Linked DNA regions of Mus musculus: regions 1, 3 and 4 are each linked to region 2. The links are chromatin loops, found by intact Hi-C in ENCODE. Cell type or tissue: left cerebral cortex. All regions are shown on one strand. Each heading gives the region's core, and the rest is flanking DNA. Links, peaks and the distances in the headings are about the cores only. Region 1 overlaps Plppr1 (phospholipid phosphatase related 1). Region 2 holds the start of Plppr1 (phospholipid phosphatase related 1). Region 3 holds the start of Gm52718 (a long non-coding RNA gene). Region 4 overlaps Plppr1 (phospholipid phosphatase related 1).

Region 1 (5,000 bases), core at 1-5,000, 180 kb after region 2:
CCATATCAACAAAGAAAGGCTCTACAATTCCACTTAAAGCATCTAAGGTGGATCAGTGAAGACCGTAATTAAAATCTTCCATTTTGGTGACTTTTGAGATCATTTTCCTTCTCAATGAATCCAGAGTTGCTGTCGCTCAGGCTTCTTCCAGCCTTTGATGGAATGTATTATTTCTTCCCTAGGAAAGTACACTGTGGGCACTCCTCCCCCGCCCCCACCTTGAGACCACGCACTCCCCCGCCCCCACCTTGAGACCACGCAGAGGATAGACTTGGGGTTTAGTGACAGCGTTGAGAAGAATGCCAGGGGTGGGAAGCCAGAGTTAACTTGTCTGGCCTGAGCATGTGCCAGGATTCTGCCATTTGGAGTCATTTGAAGGAATGAATTCTATGCCATTCCTAAGTGAAAGAAAAAAAAAATATTAAGTCAATTCTTTTAGAGCACATGATATTTTTTATGTTTCTTATGGGCCATTTGTAGACTGAAATATTCTCACTGGTCATACCAAATCATCACTTAAATAGAAGGCCCAGAAGTCAGGGTTAATGAAGGAGAGACCTCACCTCGCTGACCAGGGCCGTGCTCTCAATCTGATCCCAGACAGCTAACTTAAACATTTTCTAGGCCGCTATTATACAAGGATTTATCTATAAACTTCTGATTCCCATAACTTCCCATCCCAATGACTGAAATTACCTGTGCAGCTAAATGCAGTGTGGAAACATACAGAGAAGACCGAAACAGGATCCACGGCCGCCTGTAGGAGTCTCGTGTTCTGGACACAGCCTGTCTGTCACTCCTAGCTTACACACAGCATTCACTCTTGATGTTTCTACTTCTCTATGCTCCATATGTGCCTGTCTAGTCAAGCAATGAAGCATCACTATGCCAATGGTTTGGTAATTATTGAGGTGCCCGGTAAACACATAGACTCTTTTGTGTTACAGTAAACCTGTTACCAGTCCTTGGGCTGAGGGACTTTTAGGATCAACCCATTACTTTGACTTGTCTCACATCTCTGGAAACTGAGGTTAGATGAGATTAAACCACCCTATCCCTCTATGGTAGTCTAGGACCTCTTGCAGTGACACCACTCATGGTTGCTCGCATCTCATAACCTGCTTGCCTCTCAGAGAGGTTGGACGCTAGGATCTCAAGTTATGGAGAGAGGGAGACCCAAGCATTCACACATGGTACTTAGTTTTTGAGAGCTTGTACTCCTTAAAACAGTGGTTCTCAATTTATGGTTGAATGAGCCCTTCACGGGGGGTCCCAAATCAGATATCCTGCATATCAGATATTTACATTATGATTCATAACAGTAGTGAAATTACAGCTATGAAGTAGCAATGAAAAGGAAGGTTGAAAACCACTGCCTTAAAAGTGTTTCTACCAGGAGGCCTGGGGAGCACAGAGAGAAGGAGAGCACCTTTGAGGGAGGACCAGGAGGATGAGGAACATACTCCCGCTGCGCTGAAAGAAGAGAAGCAGACTGAGTGAGATTTTAGCCTATTGGGGAAAGGCAGTGCTGATCTATGAAAAGGCAAGAACAGAAAGATGGTAACCCATGGGCCTCAAAGGAGACAGGACCATGCCCCGGGGCTCTGGGCTTTCGTAGATGTCTGTGCCCCTACCCTAGCATAGAAACATCACAGCCTTTGAACTGAGGGAAACTTGTAAGTTCCACAACAGGTGCTGCAGTGCTATCTAGCACCCTGAAGGCATCTGTGATGAGGGAGTCCCAAGAATTCCTGTTGTGAACGATTTCTTGTGGCCAAGTGTGATTCTGGTGCAACCATAGAGATAAGTGGACTTAAATATAAAGAAATCAGACTTTTCTAAAATACTGCTTTGTAGTCAAGTTTTATACCTGTGCTATTTGTATTTTTAAATGACAAGTGTGGAGATCACATTTGCTTCAGTAAGTGAAAACAAGACCGTTTTCTAAGTGTAGAAAGACTCAGCTTCAAAATTAATCCTTTGCTGGTGATGGGGTCAGGTTTGTGATGAGATGGAGTTCTGTTTGTCCTCTGATGCCTTTCCTGACCAGACATGCCTCTGGACTACTCTGTCTCTTGTAAACACATGTCAAACTGCACTGGACTCTCTGCTGTGATACAATTGCCATTCGTACTAGACTTAGATAGATCATTAAGAATGGAGCCTGTGCCTTATTCTCAGTGAATCCCAGGAACCAGCCCAGGTGCAGACACAGAAGACATCAGTAAACACACAAACTCACTCCATCGTCTGAGCCAAGGCTTTTCTTGCAAGGTTATTTCTTAGAAGAGTCTCGGTGCTATTTGGAGGTCAGTAGCTCCACACCTTCTCATGTGGAGGTTTAATCAGCTGTCTTCTACAAACCTCTTCACTCTTCCTTTGCCCTGATGAAAAGCACCAGCACAAAGTTAAAAGTTATTGACTATATTTTCCTTATTATTGCTATCTGCACTTTTAACTCACATCAATTTGACAAAGTCAAGGTGATCTTCTTGTATGGCTGAGGCACTTGGCTTTGTGTGGATACAGACACTCAACACATGCACACACATGAATACTCACTCACAAACATTCACACAAATGCATCAAGGAATGCCTCACTATTCTAAGACAAAACCAATCAAAATAAGAGAAAAATTACTCTGCAAATGTCTTAGTGCAGATGTCCCATTTCAGACCTAACATAAGCCAACCTGGCTATAACTATTCTATAAATAACTGACCGTGACACACACACACACACACACACACACACACACAGAGAGAGAGAGAGAGAGAGAGAGAGAGAGAGAGAGAGAGAGAGTACAGAGACACAAGATTGAATTTTGAAATGAAGGCAATAGGTTCAATTCCTCTGTCTGAATTTAGTATTGCTCATATGTATACGTGTTTCAGGCTAACCACTTAATATTGGATAACCTATTGGGGAAATCATTTTGAGAGAAGACTTATTCTCTCCCTTTGAGAGTAGCTGTTGATTGCCCTGTGGCTCATCATCTCAGGGTGAGGCCTTCTGAGATTTTCTTCATTCATGTTGGCATGTCAGCTAGTGTCATTATGCAAGTCTTGTGTAGGAAACCATATTGTTCAATTCCATTAGCATAACTTCCCTGTCATGTCTATATGACACTGTATATCTACCAATCCCCTGGGTCTTCTGGCTCTTAAAACTGTTCTGTCTCCTCTTCTGAGATGTCCCCTGAGCTTTAGGTATAGGAGTTGTGTTATAGATGCTGTGGTTAGCATCTTTAAAATGTGTGTTTTAAATTATGGAAAAAAACCCTTCAGTACCAATTATATGAAATAACTAATGTGGAGTTAAACACAGAGGAGAGAAAGCTAAGTAGGAAAGATAACATGTAATTACTAAATGTAAACACAAAAAATAGTTGGACAGAGGTTGAAATTACCAGTGAATTCCAGCGGGTTCTTGGTGATAGGATAAACTGAAGAGATGGGATTTAAGAGTGAGACAAACTGAGCTCATCATAAGTTCTGGGCAGAAAGGGGGCTGACATGTTCTAAAAGAATAAAATGGTGAATCGGTATGAAAGTGGAAAGTCACTGGGCAGGTGGCAGCTACATTTTATGGATGGTGAGTGGGCTGAGGCGGATCGATAGGAAGGGGATGCAAACTGGAAAGGGCGATGTCAAAATAAATGAGCCAAAGCAAACAGGTGACATGACCATCCCACATCACTACATCATAGACAAAATAAACACGTGACATGACTGCCCTATGTCATAGGCAAAATAAAGCAAACATGTGACGTGACCACCCTACATCATAGACAAAACAAAGTAAAACAAAACAAACAGACAAAACACACATCCTAGCTCACTCTCTTGTCTACTTTGGAACATATAGCGTTTCAGGATAGCACTATAGCAGGAGGTCAGCCTGGGTTACATAACAAACTGTCCCTGGATATTCTGTAAGATTTCTATGGGAGGTGTGCTTGTTTATTTCCCTTTCATCACATTTTCCAAACTCTAGGGTCAACAGCAGAATCAAAATGTCACCACCCTAAGTAGGGACAACTTTATGATACTGATCGTTTCTTCCATGAGAATAAAGAACATTTTGGATGTTGAAACTTACTTTATTTTTTTTTTCCTGTTTATGAACTGAAGATACATAAGATGCAGGAGAGTCATCCAATACTCAATTCTTTTTTAAAAATCTGTTCCTAATAACCTGATGCATTTCTTCTGGCATCATCCCTGCACGTTTTTCTTCATAATATGGATCATGCTATATTTCATATAAGATTCCCTTTACTGACCTGTCACCAAAAAAAAAAAAAAAGATTATTTAAATAAGATACCACATTCTAAAATGCTTTGCATTTAAAAGCCTTCAGCTCTGGATTTCTGCAGTATGATCTTATCAAGGTCTTTAGCAGGAAGTAAAATTAGACATGGAAACTGCTTGTAAATTTAGAGAACCCATTTGGAGGGTCACAGTCAGCAACGTCAGCAGATTCTACAGACTCCAATTTCTGTGCCTTGCCAAATGACTGAAGACCAAAGACAATTTGACTAGTGCCTTCTGACTTTAATTAATGTTTAATCGTCAATGGCAAAAATGTTCTTCCCCTCGTAACTTCTCATTAAGTCCCTTTTGAATCAGTTAACGCTGTTTAGAAAGATGTGGATATTTTCCCTAATTATGGTAATTTTGGCTACTGTCATAAAAAAAAAAAAACAACTATTGCTCCACATCACACTGTCAGAGATCATTACAGATGCGTACACACTTCTCCCCTCCCCCTCCTGGAACCAATCCAATCACGTCTGCAAATTAAATTTACTGAAAGATTTAAGAAAGAGAAGGGAAAGCCAAATATATCATCATATCTCATTCAGTCAATTCTAGAATAAAAGCAGAAGGGCATTCATCAAGATCCAGTGTTTAAACATTAAGGACTATTGATATAGAGTTGTTTCTTTTAGTAAATTTCATTATTATAAAATCCCATTCATTCTGCAAAGCAAGA
Region 2 (8,005 bases), core at 1,298-6,297:
ACCAAAAAACCAAAGCCACCAAGACCATTGAGAATAAACCAGTCCAGGCTGGCAGCAGGGGCCAGAATGAAAAAGAATAGGTGGATTTTCTATCTGCCCATTCTGACGCAGTAAGGAAATGCTAACAGTGGGCAGAGATGGAGACCTTGGAGGGCACTTTCGGTCTGGAAGTGTAGGACATATGAAGTACTGACCCAAAATACAAAGCACAGGAGATGGAGAAGCCCAGGTATTAGAGCACAAGTATGAAATATGTCTTAGTTTCTTTCTCACTGCTTTGATAAGACACCATGATCAAAGCAGCTCATAGAACAAAGAGTTTATTTGGGGCTTAGGGTTAGAATCAAAATCATCCTATCAGGCAGCATGGCAGTAGACAAATGAGCATGCCTCCAGAACAGTAGCAAAGAGAGCAGCAGGCGAGAGACATCTGGATCCACAATCAAGAAGAATCAGAGAGTGCACTGGGGATGGTAGGAGGCTTCAGGAGTCTTGAATGCTGCCCCTTGACACACCGTATCTAATGAGGTCACATCTCCATATTCTTCCCAAACAGTTCCACCAACTGGGACCACGTAAGTATTCAAACATACAAGCCTATGAGGATCATTCTCTTTCAAACACTGTAAGGGTGGTTGAGATCACTCAAGACAGGTGAGAAAAGTCTATGAATATGAGAAATGCACTGGAAATTTATGTCAATCAGTGTCTTCTTAAGAAACACAGTTATTCTAAGATTAAGACTAAATTAAGATAATCTGAGGAGTGACCATGCTTGTCCATGTGGTTAACAGAATGTGGCAGAATTCATGGTCTGTTCCTTCATCAAGTAGGATACAAAGAACCTAAGCTTCTCTCTTTATATCTTCTTCATTTTTCATATCAGCCTCAGAAAATTCTTGTTAGATATATGGCAGGGAAAAGATAAATATATCATCGCTCACCTGATCATCTCAGTCCTTTCCATGGCTTATATGGAAGTCATAGTTCCAATGCTCCCACAACACCCTAACTCTTATCCATAATAATAAAACCAATTTCATACTTTTATGAGTAATGATTTAGAAAGGCTAGAGTGAGATTCTGAGTATGGTCCTTCTCTGGTTATAATTACAATTTTGAAGAAGAAAAAACAACTAATGACAATTTTATTCTTTTGAGTGGAGGCACTAGAAAATAATTCTGGTGGGCTAGTTGTCTAGCATGATTCTGTCTCTCAAACTATCAGACATTTTGAGCCCAAACTTACTCTCTTTGTGAATTAGAAGAAAACCTTAGAATGGGCTTGATTTATCTGTTTCCAAAGAAATAGAAACTGTCTTCAGAAACCTGCTTTGCCTTTCTCATTTCAACTTCCATTTTTAGACAATTGCACAAAAGATTTTAAAAGCAGAACCTACCAACTTCACGATCTATAAAAGTACCAAGTATCAGTGTGTTCAGAAGTCTGTTTCAAAGAAAACATTTTATCAGCATATGTTAATTTGTGAGTTCGTATTTATCACTCACCCTTTAAACATTTACTGAATATATCCCACTTGCAGCAGAAGAACAAAAACTCTTTATTTGAGTGACTCATAACTGACCTGTCTGAAGGAAAGATAAACAAAAGCAGACATGCAGTGTTAAATTACTTATTATATACTCGAAGGATCATGGGGATAATTTTGCCATAGTTCTGTCAGCAAAAATCTTTATTACTACTATAGATCTTATACTCAGGAGTAAGACATCTGATAGGCAAACTTAGATGGGAAGAAAATATGTCGTCTAGTAGCAGGTGAGTGGGTAGTGAAAATATACACATGCACTGCGTGCTTTTATTCAACCGTAAAGGAAGAGGAATTCGTGAAGTTTGCAGAAAGATGGATGCAACTGGAAGCATTATTTGAGCTAACACGGGCTCAGAGAGACCAGTACCATATGTTCTCTCCCATGCGGATCCTTGCCGCTAGCTATTGAGTTTGTGTATCCAGAAGGGAGTAAATATAGGTAAAGGCAGGAAACTAGAAAGGGGCCCACGTGACTTCGAAGAAGGACACTTTAAAGGAGTTGGGGTGGGGCTAGTAACAGAGTAAGGTGGAGCAGGGAATGCGGGTGTGTGTGAGAAGATACAGTGGGGAAAGTGGGGGTAAGATGAAGGACGGGTATGTGTCTGGGAGTAATCATCCAAAATGAAATGTGCCTGGAAACCGCATATGAAACCCTACTTAGCTAAGCTAATGTCAAATGTAAAGATAAATATTTTTCAAAGTTGATTGCCAAGGAAAGTGCCAGTCGGGTGGGGGGGGTGGACCTCTATTCATACGATGAGAAATAAGGGGTGCACATGCTTGCTTGAAGACACGCCTGTCTCACCGTTATGTCCATACATGAGCAGAAAGGTGAGGCTAGAATTAGTTACTATTTGCAAGGCCACGTGTCTTCATAGTATTCTTTTTACTACATGGATTTAAATACATTAGGGTGATGCGTGCGTGGGTGATAGAAGAAGCCAGAAGGGAAAATTGGGAAGCTTTGGTTTTCAACTTTTTCACTTGCACTCTCTTAGAAAAGAAAATCTCAGCTTAAAACAAAATTCAGGGTAATGAAAACGTTAACCAAAACACTGAGAGCCGCAGTTTGCAGAGAGCCATGCAAGCTAGGAAGTGTTATATGCTTTGTGTACATCGTGTCCCCCCTGAATTTTCCCCACTCCCCACATAGGAAGGTTTTATTCTTGAACTGTCCATTCATAGTTCTATAGTAGATGCAGTATAGAGGGATTCCACTTGATTCGCAGTTCCACACATGAAAGGTTCTCTTCACCTTTGACCTTGAAGCTACTTGACACTTTCAGATGGTGAAGTGGGGCCCGGGGAGATGGCTCAGCAGGTTATGGTGTCCACAATTAAACACCACAAACTTAGTTTGATTCTCAGGATCCATATATTGTGGAGGGTAAGGATTGGCTTTTGCAAGTTGTTCTCTGACCCTGCTAATATGAGAACCTTGAAATTCCTGTAAACATTGTTGATTGTTCTAAAGGGAATGTGTGTGTGTGCGCGCGCGTGCAGATCTCTCTTAGATATTTCTAAATACTGTAATAGCAAAACATTAAAAAAATAAAAACAGTCATGGTTAGGAGCCCCAAATATATGTCAGAGGTTTCATTGGAGACCCTGATCTTCCTCCTGGGTGGATGGAAATCCAACGTTACTGTTCTTTAAGCAAAGGACTCAGCTTTATTCTCAATGAGGGGGAAGGTATTGCCACCTGCCACACTTCCTGGGCAGCACTCTTTCTAAGAACCTCCTATCCTGGTGTTCTTAGTTCCCCCCCCCCGCCCCTTCCTGAACTTTGCTTTTGTTTGTGGTATTTAGACATGCTGTTTTCTCTCCTCTGTGTGTGTCCTAGGATTTGATCTAATTGTCTGCTGTTCAAGTGTCACTCAGCATTATTATTGAGAAGACAAATGGGACACAGGTCAGAGTTCATCAAGAAGGCATCTGCTTGCTAGAAGTGCACAGTGGAAGCCCTCCGAAGTGATCTTTAAGGAAAGCTTGGAAAACATTTGCCAGAGAGGGCCATCTTCTGTGCTTCTTCCTTGGAGGGATAAAAAAAAAAAACAAGTGAGTGCAAGGGAGTTCCAGAAAGTCCCCTGTTTGGGATGTCTTTTTCTAAAGTAGGGAAGCAAATGGGGTTATGTGTGCTGCTGCTGTTTGATTAAACTGTGAGAAGAAAATGGACGCTTGTTGGTGCACAAACATCGCTGAGAAAGTTTCCACTCCACTTGCTGAGTCTCTCACCTGCCAATGTCCAGTGGCTTCAGGTTACTGTGCCTTTACAGGCTCAAGTTCTCTTACTGGACTTTCTTAAGCTAACAGTTGTTCTTCCACTTAGCAGAGGGGCCAGAAGCCTCAACCTATGAGAGCCCACAATTGCTTTGGCACTGGAGACAAGCGGGGCAATGGCTGCATTGTTCTTTTTGCCCTCTTGAGTAGGCAACTGTCTTCTCCATCGGATCTTGACACGGAACAAGGCTGAATCCAGGGTCCTTGGAGAGTCACCTTCCTTCCGCTACCCTTTATGTGCCTTTCTGCCCTGAAGCCGTTAAAGCTGTTTGGACTGGACGACTCTGGACTGCCTGCCCTTACTCCTTGCTAAACACAGACTGGAAGTTGGGGGAAGAAGGAAACCCAAGTCAGAAAGCTCATTTTAGTCCAGGTGCCACCTGCAGCCCGGGTTTCCTTGTGGACTTCTCTGCATATATCATGCTTTGGCCTCAGAGATTGCTTGAGAAAGCACTAAAAATATCCAAGGCAAGAAAAACGCAGCGCTACCAAAGACTGGCAAGCAGAAGCGGCTCCTAGGTGGGTGGGGATCCTGCCACTGGCTTCCAGAGCGCGGGAGCCCTGGCGTCTCTGCTCAGGGAGCACCTAGGTAGCGGGATTCCCGGGCTGCCTTCCAGGAACCCCGCAGAGTCTCCGGTACTCCCTGGGGCACAACCCTGCAAGCTTCATGCTTCAGCTCTTGAGAGAGAGCAAGCTCGGTGCCCCTCTCTGAGCATGCGCGGTCCTCTCCCCGCCTCTACGCCCCCCCACGCCCCCTCCCCGCCGGCCTTTTGCTCCTTCCCTTTCATTAAACAAACGGGAGGTCCCAAAACCTGGACCCAACGACAAGAGGAGGCAGCAGAGGAGGCTTAGCAAGGGATGGTCGCCGAGGGGAATCTGTGATCCCGCGCACTCCCGCCCCCACCCCGCCCACGAGCGCACACACACACACACACCGCACAAACACACACACTCGCATACGCCCGTGCCGCGCGCTCGCCCGCTCGCTCTCCCACGCAAGCGGAATGCAGCAGCGCCTGAGGAGCTCGTCTGCAGCCGCTGCCTGAATGCACCTCGCCGCCTGCAGTCCGTCCGCCCAATAGGGCGCAAGGAAGGAAGCTTGGCCGCCAAAGGTGAGTGTGGTGCCCGGGGCACAGCTGAGGCTGGACATACTGGGGCGAAGGGGGCAGGTTTCCGACTGGACGAAGCGACTCAGGTGGCCCACGCCTGGCTTGCCGGTTGCAAGGTGCAGATGAAGGTAATGCCCTGGTTGTTCCGAGGAGGAGAGCGCGATCCCATCCCAGCGAGGATCTCGGCTCCTGCGAGGTGCCAGATGGACCCAGAAGAAAGCTACCCCGTCCAGGCTCGTAAACTTTCCTCTCCTGTCATTTGGAAAACGTGGAGACAAAGGGGGCGTGGAGGCGCTCTCTCGGTCCGGTTCCGCCCTTCAGACTGCATTGGGTCGAGATACCCAGCAGGGTTGCAGGGGTGGGCGTGGGGATCCGGAGACCTTTCCAGTAGCTGTTGTCAAACCCACCGCCCCAGCAGGGGTTGAGATTTCTCAGCCCCTAGCTGTAAGCGTTGCCATTGATTTTGCCTCAGGCGTGGGCACCTGCCAGAGATTCTCTTTCCTGAGCTCCAGGCGCATAGTAACAGTGTCACCTGGAGAATTAGGATGGCCAAGGGCTTTCTTGTCGACTTCGACGGTGACCGAGTTTCTAGGGTGAGGCTCGGGTCAGTGCAGGATGAGTGATGAGTTATTGAAAGGCTTGGAGTAATCACCTCCTAGAAACGCCGGGCCCCAGGGTCTCTGCTCCCGGGAGAAGGCGCTGTCTTCACAAACACCACTGCAGCAGATCTGGGAGCTGGGCTGAGACAGCTGTGTGGCAGCGGTGTCAAGCGAATCTGGGAATTTATTTTTGCCCTGGATTTTGTGGCACACACGTGTGGACTACGTGTAGGATTCTGGGCTGTTATTTGTCTTTGTGGGGATACAGGTTTTTTTTTTTGCTTTCAACCTATTCTGTGGAGATTCTTTGCCACCTGCCACCTAGTTATCTAGTTATTTCCCTACCTATTTCTCTTCTGCACCAGGGAAAAGGTCCTGAGAACAGAATTTCCATTTGAAAAGCCAGTCCCCGCTGAGATGAACTCTGAGCAAGGGTCTCTTGCGACTGGGGGAAGCCTGGAATCTAAGGGCCCTTTGAGGTAGCCAACACTGGGTCAGCAGGTGAGGCCAGACAAAGAGGAATAGAAGAGGGGCAAACGAGAGGCATTTAAAGAGGTGTGAACAGACAGCCAATTAAGGCAGGATGAGGGCCAGTGGCAGGCACTGTAAGGCGTTCACTGATTCCATTCTCCTTTCTGGGGCTGTGGTTGGCAGTCCCTGTTCATGGAGTGGGATCTACTTTGGAGGTGCCCAGGTTGTTGCATCTGGACCACAAAAGACTTGGTCTTCCCAAACTTGCCTTTACTATACAAACAAGTTTGGGTTTTTAGGTATAGAAAGTAAATGTGTTCACGTTTCTCCATCCTGCCGTGTTTGTGACTGGAAGGTTGGGTGGATGCACGTGGGTACAGTTTTTGTCTCTTCTATAAGCTAGAGTCTGGTGTTGAAGCGAAGCTGGTGCTGGCAGAAGAAATGCTGGAGGCCGGGATCCAGTATTAGTGACTGGACCATATAGCCATGGGGCCTTCTCTCAGACCTTCAGGTGGCAATGATTTTGCTTTGATAACTTTAGGACTGAAATGTGAGACACTGTGACATATATGAGCTTCACTAACAAAGTTCACATGAGAGACCTTGTTTTGCCGGGTGAGGCTTGGAAGAGGAAAGGAAAAATATAGAGGGGCAGGGGTGGGTTGATCAAGGGAAACAGAGGACTGAAAAAGCCTAGCTTTAGGACTCCATTGAAGTGTACAGCGAGAAAGAAATCCAAAAGTGTTTTTGCTTGTTCTTTTTCAAATAACTAGGGAAGAAAAGACCTTCCCAGAAGCTAGTTATTCTTACCTCAGGGTGACAGTCTCAGCCTGATTCTCGAAACTCTCGGCAGGAAAAGATGGAGGGTTTTGGCTTTTTTTTTCTCCCCTTACCTAGAGTTCTTTATCTGCTACAATATATTTTCTTTCTTCCTTTGCAAGACGCAGTTATTTTGAACACGCAGATTCTGTTGACAGGTGCCTATTGACCATGTGTCCTGCACTCAGTACCAGAAGCCACTCAAAATCTAGAACCCAGTTCTGGCCCTCAGAGTGTTTTCAGCCAGTGGGTAAATCTGGGCTTGGCACACACAGAGCAGTCAGCTTGCACTGTCTCTGCCCTGTACTGAGCTCCGGACGTATGACCTGTGTAGTCCTCACCCTTCCTCTGGATTGTCTCAGCGTTTAGAGAACAGGCACCAGGACTTGTTGCTGAAGGAAAAAATAAAAACAAAACAAAACCCAGGAGAGTAAAAGCTGGTTCAAACCTTCAAGAAAGAGCAAACCACCCCTGGTGTATAACCAACTCACTTAATGACCGCAGTATAAGCAGAGTGCCAACAGCACATGCAAGCCAATGATTTCCTTTTCTTCCCCTGGAGAATGTAAGTGATTCTTGGGATACTTTCGAAAAATTGAATAGTCTTTGCAAGGAGGGAAGGATTGAAAGGTAATTCTAGGCAGAGGAAATGTGTGACTGCTTGATACACATTGGGTAACTGTAAGTCGTCCCGTGTGACTGTAGTCATATAGGAAAGAATGGCACCTGGGTGACTCTAATTAACAGCTAATGCTGTGGAGTGAGTGTTTGTACAGAGATATGGCCAGGATGCTATGAAAGCACACAAAGGGAGAGCTTCCAGGGAAAGACAGGTTGGGGGGGATCAAAAAGTTTCTTAGGGAGTCTGACAGGAGGTGAGTCTTGAACAAGAACAAGAAGAGAAGGACTTCCCAGGCAGAAAGCAAATCTGAGTCATGGAAGGAGTTTTGTGTGGCTGCAGCAAGAGATGCAGGGTCCTTATCTCCTTAGAGTGGGATAACAGCATGTCAGAGAAATAAGCAGGAGTCACGAGTCACGTGTGTGCCGGGAATTCCCTCTGCCCTCACCCCCACCCCCACCCCTGACGCTCCATCAAAAGAGCTTCAATTTTATGTGAAAGTGTAGGAGCCTTTGAAGGTTGGGAGAGTCTGAGACACGATCAGATCTGCATTAG
Region 3 (8,005 bases), core at 1,347-6,346, 290 kb before region 2:
CCTCATAGGCAGCCAATCAGAATGCTGCCCCACCACGTGACCTGAGCTAATCTCACAGGCACCCAATCAGGAGCTGTAAAAGCTGCCCCACCATCTAGATCAAGCCAAGTGTAGCTAATCAGCAAAAGTCCCCCAAACCCCCCAGAGCCGTAACCAATCACAAAGGCACCATAGCCCTGGAGATAGAGCCAGCCAATCAAAGGGAAGAAAGGTAAAAGCTATCCACTCCCACCCTAACAGGCTTTAAACTGACCCTGCAAAGTCCACACCCCTCTCTTCCATCCTGATGTATGCATGCAGGTTCTCTGCAGAATAAACGCTCTTTGCTTTTGCATACTATTTGAGTCCGGGGTATCATTCCTAGCAAATCATGGAACCTTACAGTTGCACATATAGACAAGCAGGCAAATATTCACATACATAAACACAACAACACAAAACACCTCCCTAATAGCGCTCCAAGCCTTGATTTGGTAATACTTATTTCTGTGCTGCCCACTTCTCGCCAGTAGGATGGTATGTGGGCAGAGACGTAGAGTAACCTTCCACTAGACGGTATTCACACCCTCGAACCACAATAGAGGTCAGTAACGTCACAGTAACTCCTAAAGTAATACGAAAGAGATGCCTTACAAATTTTAAAGTTGTATTGAGTTATGATTTGTTATAATTTTTTCTCTTCATACATTCTCACTGAATAGTTAGTGGATCTTGCATATTTACAAATAGCTGTAATCATCACTGATATCTAATTTTTGCCTCTGTCTTTAACAAAATTTATGTATTCTGTTTATGTATTATTTTATGCATGTAAAATACATGAAGCATGTAAGTTATGCTCTTTAACAGAACTTACACAATCCAAGCTTTACCAACAGCTGTATCTAACATCCACGCACAACATTCCTGAAGAGTTTAACATCTGGCTTTTTCAGCACATCCCTGATTTGATATGAAATCTAATTCAACATGTTAGATTGACGTTAAAAAGAAAAGAAAAGAAAAAAAACAATACTCCCCTAATGTGATGGGCCTAAGGAATACCTATAACTTGTGTTTGGCTGATTGGCTGTCATTTTGTGGTATTCCAAATAGGGACAATAAGAAATGAGAAGTTTTGCAAGAAAGGCCTCTTGGAACTGTTTGGCTCTGCTTCTGAGACTCCTGCCTGTGTGAGGCACAAGGAGGTATGTGGGACTGTCCCCTTCTATATGCAGAGTCTGGAGCAGTGCAGATGCTCCTGTGTGTTGGGCCTCACCCACCGGTGGTGTCCTCGGAGATGGAGGCGGCTTCCCATGAGAGAATCTGCTGCTAATATCAATCAGCAGATCAGCTTCCAATACTGGCTGCTGCTGCCTTGTGACATTCCAACCGGGAATCTCAAAATAGTTGAGGAGAATTGTTAGGAAGATTCTAGAAACTCTAAAGTGTAGCCTTCCCCAGCCTGAAGCGGGCTGGTACAGACCTTGTCGCCACTGAGGTGGGGCCACCTGCGGTGCAGCTTTCGGACTTGGCTGGCTTCTTTTGAAGTGACAACTGCCCTGAGATTCTGCTACCTGCCAAGGGGCTGAACCTGTCTTCCTGAGACATTGCTTTATAAGCAACAGCCTGGCAACCAAGTGCTGACGGCATGGCGACAAAGCACCAAGAATGGACTGGCGAGGGGTGGGGGGTGGGTGGGGGGAGGAGGATGAGCCTTCCCCCTTACAAGCACAGTCCCTTAGTAAACTCGAGGGCCTTGATCAGAGAAAAATTTGTCTTGGCCTCATCATTCTTTTTCTCGCCTTCTAGTTTCTCTTTCAGCCCCAGCCTGCCTTCCAGGAATACCTGGTTCATGTAGGCCGCGGGCCGGCCTCCTACTCCACTAAAGTCCTCTGTGAGGACGTTGTTGTCACCTTTGTGAGTGAGTGTTGAAGTCACAGTGACCCTGGAAGAGGTTGTGTATGAGGTGAACGTGTGATTTACACCCTACACTAGTGCACTTCTAAGAGAGAAAGGAGACTAATTAAGTAGCCGAGGTATTGGGTGTAAAGTGACTCTCCCAGATGAACCAGATGCGTACCCCTCTGTTTAACAAGCTCCTTAGGTGGTTATTCTCAAAGGGAATGGGCCACGTCCTGTGAGGGACTGTTTCAGAATAAGCATGTCCCTTCTAGGGTGGGCACTGAGAGTCATGTGGCCGGCAGCTGAGGAACTAGATTAGACAGGACTTTAGTGTCTGACTCTACTTATTGCCAAGTGACCACCTAGTCTCCCCCCATCCCCAGCCCATCTCATATAAAATCTCTGCTGCAGAACTAGTATTATCTTGTGGCAGAGGCCAGCCAGGACCTGACACAGAAGGTGATGGCTAGGCACTTTCTAAAGGACTGCCTGAAAAATCTTTCTATGACATTCTGTCAGTTTTGGGGACAAAGCAGTTGACACCTGAGTGTGTGTGTATTGCACATACATATCAATACACACATATACACACATAGAGTTTGAAATTAGTCTCCCACTCCCTTTGCTTAAATGTTGTTTCTGTGTTTACACTTGTGTATGCATACACTTACACACACACACACACACACACACACACACTCTAAGACAGACAGACACATACTCAAAGACAGACAGACAGACATGCAGACAGACATACACACACACACACACACACACACACACACACACACACACATACAGGGAGGGGGAACAGGGCACAGATGCAGTTAGGAATAGACAGGGAGCAGAAAGATTCACTCTTCTTACTGACAGAATCTAATCTTGAGATGAATTGGTCCCTCATAAGCCAACAGCTGGGTTTAACAGTCATAAAAAAAGTACTCCCGCTTCATAGATCAATCTGGAAAGGGCTTCATTCCAAAACAATCCAGAGACATCAATCGCAGTTTTCAGGATTGATTACATCCAATTCAAGCCACAGTGGCTCTGAAATTAGTCTCCACCCTCTCTGCTTAGGTATTACACTTCTGTGTTTCTGTGTGCACACACGAGGGGGAGAGGAGAGAGAGGGGGGGAGGGAGGAGAGAGAGGGAGAGAGAGGAGGGAGAGAGGGAGAAAGGGAGAGAGGGAGAGAGGGAGAGAGGGAGAGAGGGAGAGAGGGAGAGAGACAGTCCAAGGACCATAAACTAGTTCCTTCCAGTCACAGCACAGCCTAATGGTCCACGTGATGCAGGGCAGCCTGCAATTCAGGCACATATTTTCTGGGTCTACTCTGTCAGTAAATAATATGACACAGATGCTGCTGAATATTTTATGATGAGCTTGCCCCAGGAGTCCCTAAATGTTTTATGATTTCCGAGGAAAGCAAGCAAGCATTCAGAGCTGTTATGTTCAGCAGCAAGCTCAAAATCTTTATTATGTCTGAGGTAAGAGGACTTCCTTTCTCTCACTTTTGAAAGAAGACAAAGGCGAAAGCGTCAGATCACGTGACCAGAGTAAACAGGAGCGCATAACACCTAAGCGGAGGGGGTGGAGACTACTTTCAGGGCCACTGTAATGATCCTGTGGCTTCAATTGTACGTAATCATATCTCGGGATTGTTTTGGAATGAAGCCCATGGAGCAGGAGTACTTTTTTGTTTTGTTTTGTTCTATGACTGTTAGGCCCAGCTGTTGTTTTACGAGGGACCAATTCATCTCAAGATTAGATTTTTGTCACTGTTGGAAATGAGTCTTCAAGGCCTCCTCTTCACCGTGTCTATATTTTCTTAAACAGCAGAGGGCGCCCTACCGACAGCAAATTTAAGGCTTTCCCCACGAGGGTATTTATCTCCCTCTTTGCCCTTGTTACAGCATTTAGTGGGCTCAGTGAGTTGGTTTGGCTTATTGTACACCGGTTTCTCCTTTATTTTCAAGCTGTTAGGAAGTTTCTATATCTAGATGGTGTGAAACTCTAAATACTGGTCTGAAATAAGTCTGTGCTGTATGTGCTCAATAAAATCTAGTAAAGGAAAAAGAGCTACGGACAATTTGGGGGCAATTTTCCAACGTTGACTCAGATTTTAGTTTAAAAAAAAAACCAAACTAAGGAAGCAGTTGCCTGTGCTCTTCCTCACTTTCAATGCCGGGAGCCTCATTTCAGATGGAGAAGACTTAGCAGATATCCACACCTCTCCTTACCAATTAAGCAAAAGTCTCTTGCTGCAGGAAGGCTGTGTCGCCAGCTCTTTCCAGGCTTCTCTGGTGATTTGCATACGCAAACAGCATCCAGCCTTTGATCTGTTCCACTGGAAGAGGCAGGCAAGCATAGTTTTGGCTGATGCGGAAACTACTTGTGTAGCCTTTAGAATCGGTCTTAATTTAGAAATCTGACAGACTATAACCCTTTCTACAGCTCTTCATTCTGCGCCCATCTCCCTCCAGTTTTTTAGGCGAGAATCAGCACTGCAGCATGAGGTCTTTGGTAAAATCACAAATCCTTTCTCTAAGTGCCTTTGGCCATACATCTCACCGCTATTTTCCTTTCTCGGACCTCTAGTTGTAGCAATGGCTTGCCCTTCATAACTCCACACTGCTTCCCTCCTCCTTCTGGCTGGTTTTATGCCTTTCTTCATTTTCTAGATGCAGTGAAAGCTGAGACTTCCACACAGAGAGGGAAAGTGGTTACTTAAGATGTTGCCACCCTGCATCAGAATGTCTTACAATTTTCTGTTCTTGAAGACTAGGGAAGATCCTGGGAGATGCTGCAACTTCAAACGTAGATATCATCAGAGCTAGCTAAATGGGCGTTAGAAATGTGCAAAGGAGAATCAGGTATGAGTGATGATTCTGATCTCACAGAGAACATGTACCCCATATAAAAGTGATTAAAGTAAACTTTTTGAGCACTGAATGTCCAGCCATGGGCTCACCACACCACTCTTCTAGTTCGCCACCTGACCCTACCTGCCCTTGGGGCTTGGAGTTGAGGTGGTGCAGAATCAATGACATAGACTCTGGGAGCAAGGGAGAAGCAAGCTGCTCTGAATGCTGCTGCAGGCTCCTTTAATACGCTCCACCCCCATTGGTCCCAAGAAAGCATCTTTTCTAAACAGCAGTTTCTGATTGGCTGGCATTGTCTGTATCAGCAATCCTTGGTCTCTCAGGCAGCTAGTCCTCAACTAGGTCCTCCTGCTGGAGATGCCTTTGCGGCCCCTGGGTGTTTATACAGAGGCAGCTGCACCATTTCTCCTACAATAGTGTCTTAGTTTGGGTTTTACTGCCGTGAAGAGGTATCATAACCAAGGCAACTCCTATGAAGGCAAACATTTAATTGGGGCTGCCTTAGAGTTTCAGAGGTTCAGTCCATTATCATCATGGGGAGAGGCATGGCAGCATCCAGGCAGACATGGTGCTAGAGAAGGAGCTGAGAGTTCTACATCTTGATCCAAAGGCAGCAGAAGGGGATTGTCTTCCACAGGCAGACTGGAGGAGACTATCTTCCTCTCAAATCCAGGTCCCATCTTCACAGCCCACCGTGCAGTCTGGCTGGCTCATTGCTCCTTTAAGTCTTATTACATTCATTCCAGGTGATGATCAACATCTGTACAGTGTTATAACAGAGAACAAGGAGCATCAGGTCCCTTTGATAAGCAAGGACCGAAAAGGGGCTACAGGACTTCCTGTGTTAGACTTGCTGCCTTCAGAGGTTTGTCAAAACTGTTTCTGCCACAGTCTCCACTGAATGCAACTTCAGATCCAGGGCTGTTCTTGTCTAAGACCGGGAAGGGGCAACAGAATCCCTGATACACTTTCCTCTTGGCTCTCAGCCAGTTTGCAGTGACATCTCAGCTTTGTCATCTGATTTGTAGAATCCTCTCTGCTGCTGTGTTGATTTTACCCCTTAAGGATTTCCAAAATCATATCAACGCCCTTCTCTCTCTTTTCCAGAAGAAATACATTTGTTCACCTTGATCAAAAGATAGAGGGGGACATTTTCTCTGACCTGGTGGATAGTGGCTAGACTGTCTGGGTTCCCACCACATCCTTGTGATGTGCAAAAAGGCTTTTCTCTGCCATGTGGCCTCTCCGGAGACACTGGCCTTCTTTGGGAGTTGTGGTCCAACCTGAGGTGTGGAAGGGCACATGATCCTGCTTTGAGCTCCTCTGAAAAAGAGATGTTCCTGACTGACTCCTGCTTTCTCTATACCTCAAGCAAGGAGGAAAGCTAGCTCTATTGACTTCCTAATCAAGGCACCTGCTGTTGCAGATAAAAGGAAGAATCACACACAGCAGTAGAAGTAGGATAGACTGGTACAAAAGCGGAAGGGGAGGGCACATGGTGTGTGGAAAGGCATCACACACTGAGATTGATCAGAAGACAGCCCCAGCTCAGTGAGCAAAAGGTAGGGCTTAGAGGTGTCTGCTACTTGCTGAGATGGCTTCTTCCTTAAAAGCAGCTTACCCTGAATGGGAGATTCCCCACTTAGTCTGCATTCTCATCTTGTGGTCTTCTTGTAGCTACCCATGGGCTTTTTGAGATGCAGGCTGTGTTCCTGAACAGCATTCTTGAGTCTCCTTTTATGCTTTGGCCACAGACAAGGCAAATCAGTGTGAAGCAGGCAGGCTTCAGTTTAAGGCAAACTCTGTAATTGTCTTGTCTCATAGTAAGAGAGAAAATTGGAGAAACTGACAGTAAACTTTTTAACTTTACAAAGGGAAGGACAAATTTTATTTAATTTTTTCTTACAATTGCTCTCATGTGCATGCTTATAATTATGTGTGTGTGTGTGTGTGTGTGTGTGTGTGTGTAAATTCAGAGGACAATTTGAATTTCTCCTCTCACAGTGTAGGTTCTAGGATTGAGTTTATGTCCCTCAGTTCTGGCTGTAAGTGCCTTTTTCTGCTGAGCCATGACAGCTGTCTTATAGGTTTATTCTAAATAACAGCATCTTCAGTTATTTAATATGCAGCTTTAGAGACAGGATATTGTCCTCAGTGTCTATATTCTTTACTGTTCCTTCTGGATACAGAGCACATGGAGATAGATAGCAGCCTAAGCTCTTCTTAAGGATGAGAAAGTCCGTGTTTAGAGAGGCCTCTGTGTCAGCCTTTTCATTTCGATAAAACATCTGGCATGGCCTTCTTAAGAGAATAAGAGTTTACTTTTGCTCAGCTTTTTTTTTTTTTTTTTTTTTTTTTGGCCCCTGGTCAGCTGTCTCCATTGCTTCAGGACTGGGATGAGGAAGGACATCATGGCAGGTAGGGATGTGACAGAGCAGAGTGGCTCAGGGTGGCCAGGAAGCAGCAGAAGAGAAAGAGCTGGGACAAGAGATACTGTTGCAGGGTGTCTGCCCAGTGACCCACATCCTCCAAGCTGACTCCACCCTCTGAGGTTCTCCAGCTTCCCAGGATTCTGTCAGCGACTACTCCAGAGGTGAGATTAGAGTCTTCAGTTCTAATCAGCTGGTGACTGACCCTACAATGTATGATCCGTGGGGGACATTCCCAGTTTACACAGTCTCCACCTGGCTTTCGATTCCCATCTCATGGTTTTCACAATAACGCTAAGCTGTGGTTTGTTATTATGCGATGCTCACAAATTTGACTTGGATTTTCATCTCCTTAAACGAACATTGATTACGTTTATGTTGGGATATGTCCTTGCGTATTGGGCGCTGTGGCCCTGATCACTCTTGAGGGGTGCTGGAGATGCCTTCCCCCCAGGTCTGGGAAGATCTTTGCATTCAGGAGGGTTAAGGGACAGTAGTCATTGTGTTTCTTCTTTTAAAACATTTTACATATTAAGTGAGCTTATTGAACTTTCAGAAAGGAATACTATCTCTCTAGGGGATTTCTAGAGACTTGTAAAATTCTCTAAAATATGCAGTTTTTCTTTGGCAATGTAATTTTAGCTGTGAATGTCTACCTGATATATTTGTGATTTATCATAGATTTAAAAAAAATTTAATTTTATTTGTAATTCATTTTTTACACTTCATATTCCATTCCCGCCCCTCCCCACCCACCCCATCTCCATATCCCATACCTCTCCCTCAACCCGCCCTGTCTCCATGTGGATG
Region 4 (8,005 bases), core at 1,431-6,430, 96 kb after region 2:
CATAAATTTAGCCTAAGAGGGCAGCTGTGATCATTGTGGAAATGGAACCTGATTTAAATTACACAATTATTTATTGAGTTCCTACCAGGGGCCAAACACTGGGGTTATGGTGATGAATGCAACAGATGTGGGCACATAAATGCTTTTGAAAATTTTACATTCGGAAGTGCAAATTGCCAGTTGAGATGAAAAGATATGTGTTTTCCCCTATTGGGGAATATGAAAGGACAAGGAATTGAGAGTAAAAAAAAAATCCATAGATGTGAGAGACACAAAAAAACCATATTGTATAATAGCCCCTTTTAGCAACCGTTGCTTACAACCTGCTGGTGAAATGTGTGCATAGACCATATGGCTTATGTGTGTCATGCTTCTTGCCGTATAGCTTGAATATACACTTAGCAATATCCTGTCTTAATGAGAAGATCTCTTGCTTTTTTCTACTCATAGAACTTTTTTACGTTCAGCCAGGAGTGACAATAATAACAACAAGAATAGTGAGTCACTCTATGAGGGTAATCACTTAATGCTGAGTTCTAAATAATCCTCGCTATTTCACTGTGGCTCTTAGATGCCTTTCAAGCCCCTCAAACATTTCCAAAGAATATAAAAGGAGATCCTATAGAATCACGAGCCTTTGAATATTCCTTTGAAGTCATTAAAAACCCAAATGTGGCCCTGTGGCCAGAAGTTAGTATCATCTAGAATCCAAATTCAGATAGGATGATACACAGTCATACCAAAGAGGAGTGGGGGTGGGTGGTGCAGGCTAGTTTTTCTGTCAACCTGACACAAACTGGTCATCAGAGAAAAGGAAACCTCAGTTGAGGAAAAACCTCAGGCTGCAGAGCATTTCTGAATCAGTAATTGATGTGGGAGGACCCAGTTGCTTACGGGTGGCACCGCCCTGAACAGGTGGTCCTGGGTTCTATAAGAAAACAGGCTGAGCAAGCCAGGAGGAGCAGGCCTGGAGTACCACTCCTCCATGATCTCTGCACCAGTTCCTGCCTTTAGGATCCTGCTCCCTTTCAGTTCTTGCTCTGACTGCTTCTACTAATGAACTGTGATACAGAAATACAAGCTAAATAACACACACACACACACACACACACACACACACACACACACAATGCTTTCGGTCATGATGTTTCATCCCAATAATTGGAACTCTAAAACAATGGGCAACAAATACATATTTCCAAGGCCAGGCTCTGACATGGGGTGAGTGAAAAACCTCAAGGAAATCCCTTAATCTCCCTTAAATTGAACTTTAAGTTAAACTGTCAGAAGGGAGTTGGAAGCGTGCAGTGACATGAAGAACCTGGCACATTGTGGGCATTAATCTACCAGTATTCTCATAACCACTGCAGTGTAATCGACTTCTTCTCAAATTGAGTGGGGCTCCCTGATTCCGAGGCTAACTCTTGTTAAGAGCTACTTTACTAGGACTGTCAATGGAGATAAAATGTTCACGTCCAGCAATGATTATTATGGACACATAGGGGAACAATCCATCTGGTGGCCCGTGAGTGAAAGAAAATAAAAGCAACTGCTCAAAGAGGGCTCCGAGTAGACCAGGGAAGCTTCTTAAGATATGATATAGCTGTGACAGCTTTGATTGCTTACTACTGTCTTAGGATACAGGCAGGCAGGGAGGTGTTGAAGGCAAACAGTGACTGCCATGGGCCATGACCCCCAGGGATCTTAGGTAAAACCTCGTAGACAGGACATGGGTGTTAGCTGGTCAGGTTCTAAACTTCAAGGTTTAGAGAAGCTGAGCTGGGGATGAGCAGAATAAAAACAACTGCCCATGGGCGAATGAACTTAGAGGGACACAGCAGGAACCAGGTTTGCCATTCTAGAAAAAGTGGCTGAGACAAAATTGAATAAATACAACAAGAGAGGGAGAGAAATTAAGGAGAAAGTGAAGCACAGTGTGTCTGAATGGGGGAGTAAATGCCTGGAACATTTTTGGGGGTTCTGGGTACCTACTATTTGAGATAAAGCTGCATTTCAGAGATAAAGTTGCATTTCAGTGGCACTAGTCGACATTAGAGAGCAATATAAAAACTGCTACTGATGCTACAGGGAGGGTGTGAAGCCAAGGCCTCAGGAGTTGGCCCAGTTGGTAAAGTGCTTCCCTAGCAAGCATCCACATAAAGATCTGAGTGTGGTGGTCTGTATGTATAATCCAAATGAGATCGACACAGAAGATATTTGGGGGGCTCATTGGTCAGCTAATCTAGCCAAATCTGTGAGTTTTAGATTCAGGGAGAGGTCTTGCCTCAGATATTAAGGTAGAGTGTGATCAAGGAGGAGACCTGACATTGACACTCTATTTTGCAAGCTCATGCGTGCACTTGTGGACACATATATGCATATACTATATACACACAAAGTCATGGATCAAGCTATAGTTTCTGCTAAAGGAGTTCTATTTGAACTCCTATAGAAGTTGGGAACCCATTAAATTCTTGCCTGCCTGCCTGCCTGCCTGCCTGCCTGTCTTCTTCCTGCCTTCCTGCCTTCCTGCCTTCTTCCTGCCTTCTTCCTGCCTTCCTGCCTTCCTGCCTTCTTCCTGCCTTCTTCCTGCCTTCCTGCCTTCCTGCCTTCTTCCTGCCTTCCTGCCTTCCTGCCTTCCTGCCTTCCTGCCTGCCTGCCTGCCTTTTTAAACATACAAGTGGCATGTCAGATAAATGGTTCTTCCTTCTTCTCCTTAGCCCCAGAGACATAAACAACTGTCTTTTGCTCTTATGTCCTCACAGCTTGGCTCCTAACTAATTTCCTTCAAGAGCTCTTTCCTTGTCTGCCTATGAAAGACATTGATAGCAAGTCTTATGTTTTAAACTTTTATGCCTCCAAAACAAGGGTAGCACACATGAAGTGTACATTTGCATGAGATGTTTATTTCTGGAATAAACATCCATGTTGCGTTTGGACTCAGAGAATAAGTTATTTTTCTTCTGGACTAGAGTTGGGTGCCTGGGCATGGGTCAGACAGAGTGGGGCATGGAACACTGGGGAGTTTTCTTTGAAATAATTTTTAATTAAAACATCATTAATTAAACAGCATTGTTTTACCTCTTCCAAGTTTCTCCTTCCAACTCTTCCTTTTTATTCCCTTTTGTGTTCCCTCCCTCCATGCTTCCCTCCCTCCCTCTCTCCCTTTCCCTCTCTCTTTCTCTCCCTCTGGTCTCCCCCCTCTGTCTCTCTCTTTCTCTCCTGTGTATGTGTGTGTGTTTTCCTAAAAGCATTACAACCTGTCTCATCCCTATAATGGTACTTGTATGTATATGATTTCAGGGCTGACCACTGCAGTTTTTTTTTTTTTTGTTTTTGTTTTTGTTTTTGTTTTTTTTTTTTTTTTTTTGAGAGCTCCTGTTCTTTTTCATACCTCTACAATCATGCCATGTCTGGAACCATAGCAAACCCTTCTGTGCAGGATGATTTTGAGTAGAGTTTTCCGAGTGGAACTTTACCTATGTTATCATGTCCTCATGTTCCAGTAGAGTAAGCTTCTGTTTGGGGCAGAGTGGAAGTTCACCTAGCCTTCTGAGAGATGACTGGAGTAATCTACTTTATACCGCACTGGCCCAGAGCTGACTAGCAAACTTTGCCCATCGTGTGTGGCCTGTGGAGGGCAGCAGAGGGCTTCAGAGTGTTCCAGCTTTCCCCCTGGAGGCCATTAACTGCCTGGAGATATCTGTCTCTTTCTATGAGTGTGCTGTGCTACAGAATAGAGAGATGCCCGTGGGCCAGTAACCCCTATGGAGAGAGGTTAGGCTGTGGAGAGACTGAGGAGCTCTCACCCTGAAGATCCCAAAGTGGGTTAGCAAACGCCATTGGGAAACTAGATACCGACTGAGCTTGGTCTTGGACAGGAAGGGCCACCTAGCTCGTTACAACCATTTTGCCTTCTGCAGACCACTGGAGGCCTTCATGAGCTGGATCAAATGCCTTGAACAGGAACTAGAGAATGTCCGTTAGTCCCTAGGATCTTTCTCTTGTTTAAAGAACTCAGTTGCACTGGGCTTCATAATAATACCCTGTCATCAACTCCCTTCCGCCATCCAAATCACCCATTCCCATCCTATATCTGTTCAGTAGCATTGAAGGCTGGTCCTGCGTTTAGGAGAGCATTTGTGCTGCCATCAGCTACTCGGGCAGATTCTCTGGAGGGCTTGTGACCTCTGTTCACCAATATGGCTTGCCCACATGAAGTGGTTTTTTTTTTCCTCCCGTTTAGCACATTTAGCCTGTGCCTTACTGAATTTTTCATTTATTGGCTAAGAAAAAAAAACTCTGAGTTTTTTCCAGTAGCTGAGACTCACATCTTCACACCTAAGGTGATTTTTCCAGCCACTTCTTACTATGTCTTCCCAAGAGAAAAATATCTATACATATACAGTAGTAAAACTCAGCATCTGTCGAGTGAGAAGAATGCACAACCTCTCATAGTTTCCCTTTCATTTCTTCACCTCTCTTGATACTTTCACTTACGCTGTGACCATTGAGAGACCCAATTAGTGAGTGGCTGTGTTGATCTTGCTGATGAAAATTGCTCATATTAGGGTTTATAACTTTTAAAAGCAGAAATAGCATTCAAAGGCTCATATTTGTTGTTTCTTGTTTTCAAGGTCATTCACCAATGATACCAATGGCATTATGTCTTATTGTCTATATTTTATTATTTCTCAAGGAACTATCATAAATATTATTATTATCAGCCAAGCACTCTAACACTGAGCCACATCACTAAACTTAGACATATCTTTTTTTGTGTAGAGTCTCATTGATGGGCATGGAATCTTTCTAAATGGCGTCCTCACCCTTCATCCTGTAGTCACTTAGCAACAGACCTTGATGAATGAATGGAAGGACAAGTGCCTGTTATGTAATATAAGTGCTATGTCCCATTTAACTCAACACCTTTCCATTTAGTTACCTGGATGAACAATATTGTAGCATATTCTTTCCTCCATCCAAAGATGGAAGTATGGTTTACCCTCGGCATTTATAGTCAGTTCAGACTCTTCCCTCTTGCCTTTAGAATCTCTTTACCCTAGAGAAGAGATATCTGGCATTTTTGTTTGTCAACATGACACAGGCTAGATTCACTGAGGAGAGGGAACATCAATTGGGAAAATGCCTTCAGAAGATTAGCCTGTAGACAAGCCTGTGATGTATGTTGTTAATTAGCAGGTGATATATAAGGGTCCAGCCCATTGTAGGCGGGTCCACCTCTGGACAATCCATCCTGGGTGTTATAAGAGAGCAGGCTGAGACAACCATGAAGCACAAGCCAGAAAACAGCCTTTCTCCGTGGCCTCCACTTCAGTTCTTGCTGTTGTGTTCTTGCACAAATTGTATCCTCAGTTCTCTCAGCGATGAAATACGACCAGAGAACTTTAAGTTAAAATAAACCCTTTCATCAGCAAGTTGCTTTTGGCCACAGTGTTTTATCATAGCAATAGAAACCCCAACTAAGTAAGGCAAGTTATATGGCCAATCCTGTGAGGCTCTGCCTACTGTAACATAGTTCAGGTAAATGACTCTTTCATCCTGCACCTTCTGTTATCAAGTATATTGGTATTTTTGGCGACTTAGTAGACTAAGTTATAACTCATCAGTGGGTCTAGCTGGCACAGAGAGGCCAATTTCAAGCCCAATTTAGAGAAGCACTTTCTAGAAGTTAAACCTTCCCAATGGTAAATGGGGCTGGATATAAAAGGGTGTGACCAGTCACAGAGGATCAGGTAGAGACAAAGGCTAGCTCTCCTTAGAAAGGGCTCCCCTGAGAGACTCTGCCAGAGCCAGACCAATACAGATATGGATGTACATAGCCAAGCATTGGACCGAGGGCAGGGACCCCAATGAAAAAGCTAGGGCAAGGACTGTAGGAGCTGAAGGGGTTTGCAACCCCATAGGAAGAACAACAATATCAGTCAAACAGACCCCCAGAGCTCCCAAGGACTAAACCACCAAACAAAGAGTACACATGAAGAGACCCCATGGTTCCAGCCTCATATGTAGCAAAGAATCGCCTTATCTGGCATCATTGGGAAGGGAGACCCCTGGTCCTATGGAGGCTCAATGATCCAGGATAGGGAAATGCTAGAGTGCTGAGGCAGGAGAGGGTGGGCAGTTGGGAGAGCACCTCATAGAGGCAGAGGGAGGGAGAAGGGGATAGGAGTTAGTGGAGGGGAAACTGGGAAGAGGGGTAACATTTGAAATATAAATAAATAAAATAACCAATAAAAATGAAAAAAGAAACATAAATTCAATAATTAAAATAACCCAGTAATTCATTATTTGTGGAGATGTAATTAAAGAAGCCAAAATTCTAACAATTGGAAAGAAAAATAAAGAATAAGGTATATTAAGAGAAAGGGCTCTTTTCTGAAGGTCACAGCCTTTGCATCCAGAGGCTCCTTAGCCATCCAGGACACATAATGATTATGGGCTTCTAGAATAGGTTTCTAACAAATTCCTGTTGGTCTGTGGGACGTCAGCCAGCATAATATTGCAATACCTTTGAAATGTGGTACCTAACACAAGACAAAGAACAGGTTAGCATTTATTGATCTGTGTATCAGGTACTCTGCCAAGTCCTTAATTCCATTAATGCTCAACAGAACTTTGCTAAAAGTCTATTCTGCACATGGAAAAACTGAGAGTCACTCATCCCAAAGGCAAATTACAGCAGAGCCCAAGCCCCTGGCCAGATCTTGGTGGAGATCTATGTCTTTAGCACACCAGGGCAACACTCTCTAAGATAAAGAGGCTCTGCGTACGGGGATCTACCCATCTACCAAGGGTGGCCATACATTTTAGTCCCAGGAAGCAACATTTTCAATAGTAATGCATCATTCAGAAGCAGTTCGTAATTTTTCACCCATGGCTGCAGGGTAAACCTCACTCAGCTGCATTTTACATTCACTGTGGAGCATGTGTTGCCAGTTCATTCTCACAGTAGGTGTCAGCAAACCGGGAATCTGTGCTCCTCAGAGAAGGTGAAATGTAATTGGCCCTGATAGGTTTATATACTCACTATTTCATAGTGGGCTCTACTCTGCAACTCATGTGCAAATAGGAACAAGGAGTTCTCCAGAAAGGAAGCAACTTACCCCTGAGTTGCTTCTGTGACTCTCTCCTCTTCTTTAGACATGGGCTAGGCAAAGACATCTGAGGTTTGGTTAAAATACAGCCTTGACAATGTGGTTATCTGATCCTGTCAATTTGTGGTAGGAAAGACTAAGGGGTCAGAGTCACCTGGAGGAGTAGGAAAGTAGCATTTCCCACTGCTGTCAGGGAACCTGGACCAGGAGGCTTCCAGGCATCTGTTTTCTCCCTATGAAAATAGACACTGAAGCTTGCTTTGTATTCAGTTGTTTTTCCGGTTAGTCCTTGCAATTTTCTCTGAATGTGCAGAGAAGGATGGTGTTGGAGTATGTCTGAGCCATAACAAGGAAGCAAGCCTGGCACTATTTCCTGGGCTGCCGCTGTAGGCTAATCTCACCCAAGAATACTGCCATACATTGTAAAGATATATACCTTTTCCAGGCATTTAAAAAACCCGTTTGTCTTTCCTTTGTTTTTTCAGAACCTGGCACTGTCTACAAATATTGGCTTTAATAATATCTCAAGCAAACTATTAATTGCATTATTATGTGCTTGGATTTTTATCTCACAGAATCTCTGTGGTGATTCTCATTTTCTGAAGATGGAATTTAGCTCAGGTTTATTTTTTTTTCTTAAAAAAATGAAGAAATGTAAGTTAAATTTTAAAAATTCCTTACAAGCATCAAAGTAGATATTTAATTTTTAAAAAGTCAAAAACAATTTCAAATAAGAGTATTTGAGAAACTGTTCATAGGTTGTTGTCTTTGTTGACCTTAGGGCTCAATCAAGTAGCTCAGCAAAATCAAAAAATATCTGTTCAACTACATGTATGGTGAAACAGGATCTCTGAACAATACCCTGTTGTAATACAGATCCAGCAAAA

What was found. Peaks named below come from ENCODE experiments on the same cell type or tissue, not always from the same donor. Only the 100,000 strongest peaks of a DNase experiment are listed, where the experiment ranks them.
Region 1: a loop joins it to region 2, with 3 times the contacts of the local background. A loop is called at or near these places in 2 of 42 quality-filtered maps.
Region 3: a loop joins it to region 2, with 4 times the contacts of the local background. A loop is called at or near these places in 8 of 42 quality-filtered maps.
Region 4: a loop joins it to region 2, with 2.7 times the contacts of the local background. A loop is called at or near these places in 2 of 42 quality-filtered maps.

The regions. Positions count from the first base shown.
Region 1 is chr4:49,240,218-49,245,217 of GRCm38, forward strand. The region is part of intron 2 of Plppr1 (phospholipid phosphatase related 1); the gene reads left to right. Gm32657 (a long non-coding RNA gene) reads right to left here. Exons shown (of 3, transcript XR_390555.4): 1 at 2,243-5,000; 2 at 248-398. Among named protein-coding and RNA genes, the nearest start is that of Gm32657, 2.9 kb to the right of the region's middle. In left cerebral cortex, for the core only: no CTCF peak of the experiment used is centred there; no DNase peak of the experiment used is centred there.
Region 2 is chr4:49,054,673-49,062,677 of GRCm38, forward strand. It overlaps Plppr1 (phospholipid phosphatase related 1), which reads left to right and starts at 4,790. Exons shown (of 8, transcript NM_178756.4): 1 at 4,790-4,945. In left cerebral cortex, for the core only: no CTCF peak of the experiment used is centred there; DNase peaks (open chromatin) are centred at 2,008, 2,490, 4,377, 5,015 and 1 more place; H3K4me3 peaks cover 2,178 bases; H3K27ac peaks cover 1,010 bases.
Region 3 is chr4:48,767,855-48,775,859 of GRCm38, forward strand. It overlaps Gm52718 (a long non-coding RNA gene), which reads left to right and starts at 7,321. Exons shown (of 4, transcript XR_003955338.1): 1 at 7,321-7,359. In left cerebral cortex, for the core only: a CTCF peak has its summit at 3,733 (motif pointing right); DNase peaks (open chromatin) are centred at 3,722 and 4,217; H3K4me3 peaks cover 462 bases; H3K27ac peaks cover 325 bases.
Region 4 is chr4:49,150,393-49,158,397 of GRCm38, forward strand. All of the region lies in intron 1 of Plppr1 (phospholipid phosphatase related 1), which reads left to right. Among named protein-coding and RNA genes, the nearest start is that of Gm32657, 91 kb to the right of the region's middle. In left cerebral cortex, for the core only: a CTCF peak has its summit at 3,650 (motif pointing right); a DNase peak (open chromatin) is centred at 3,649.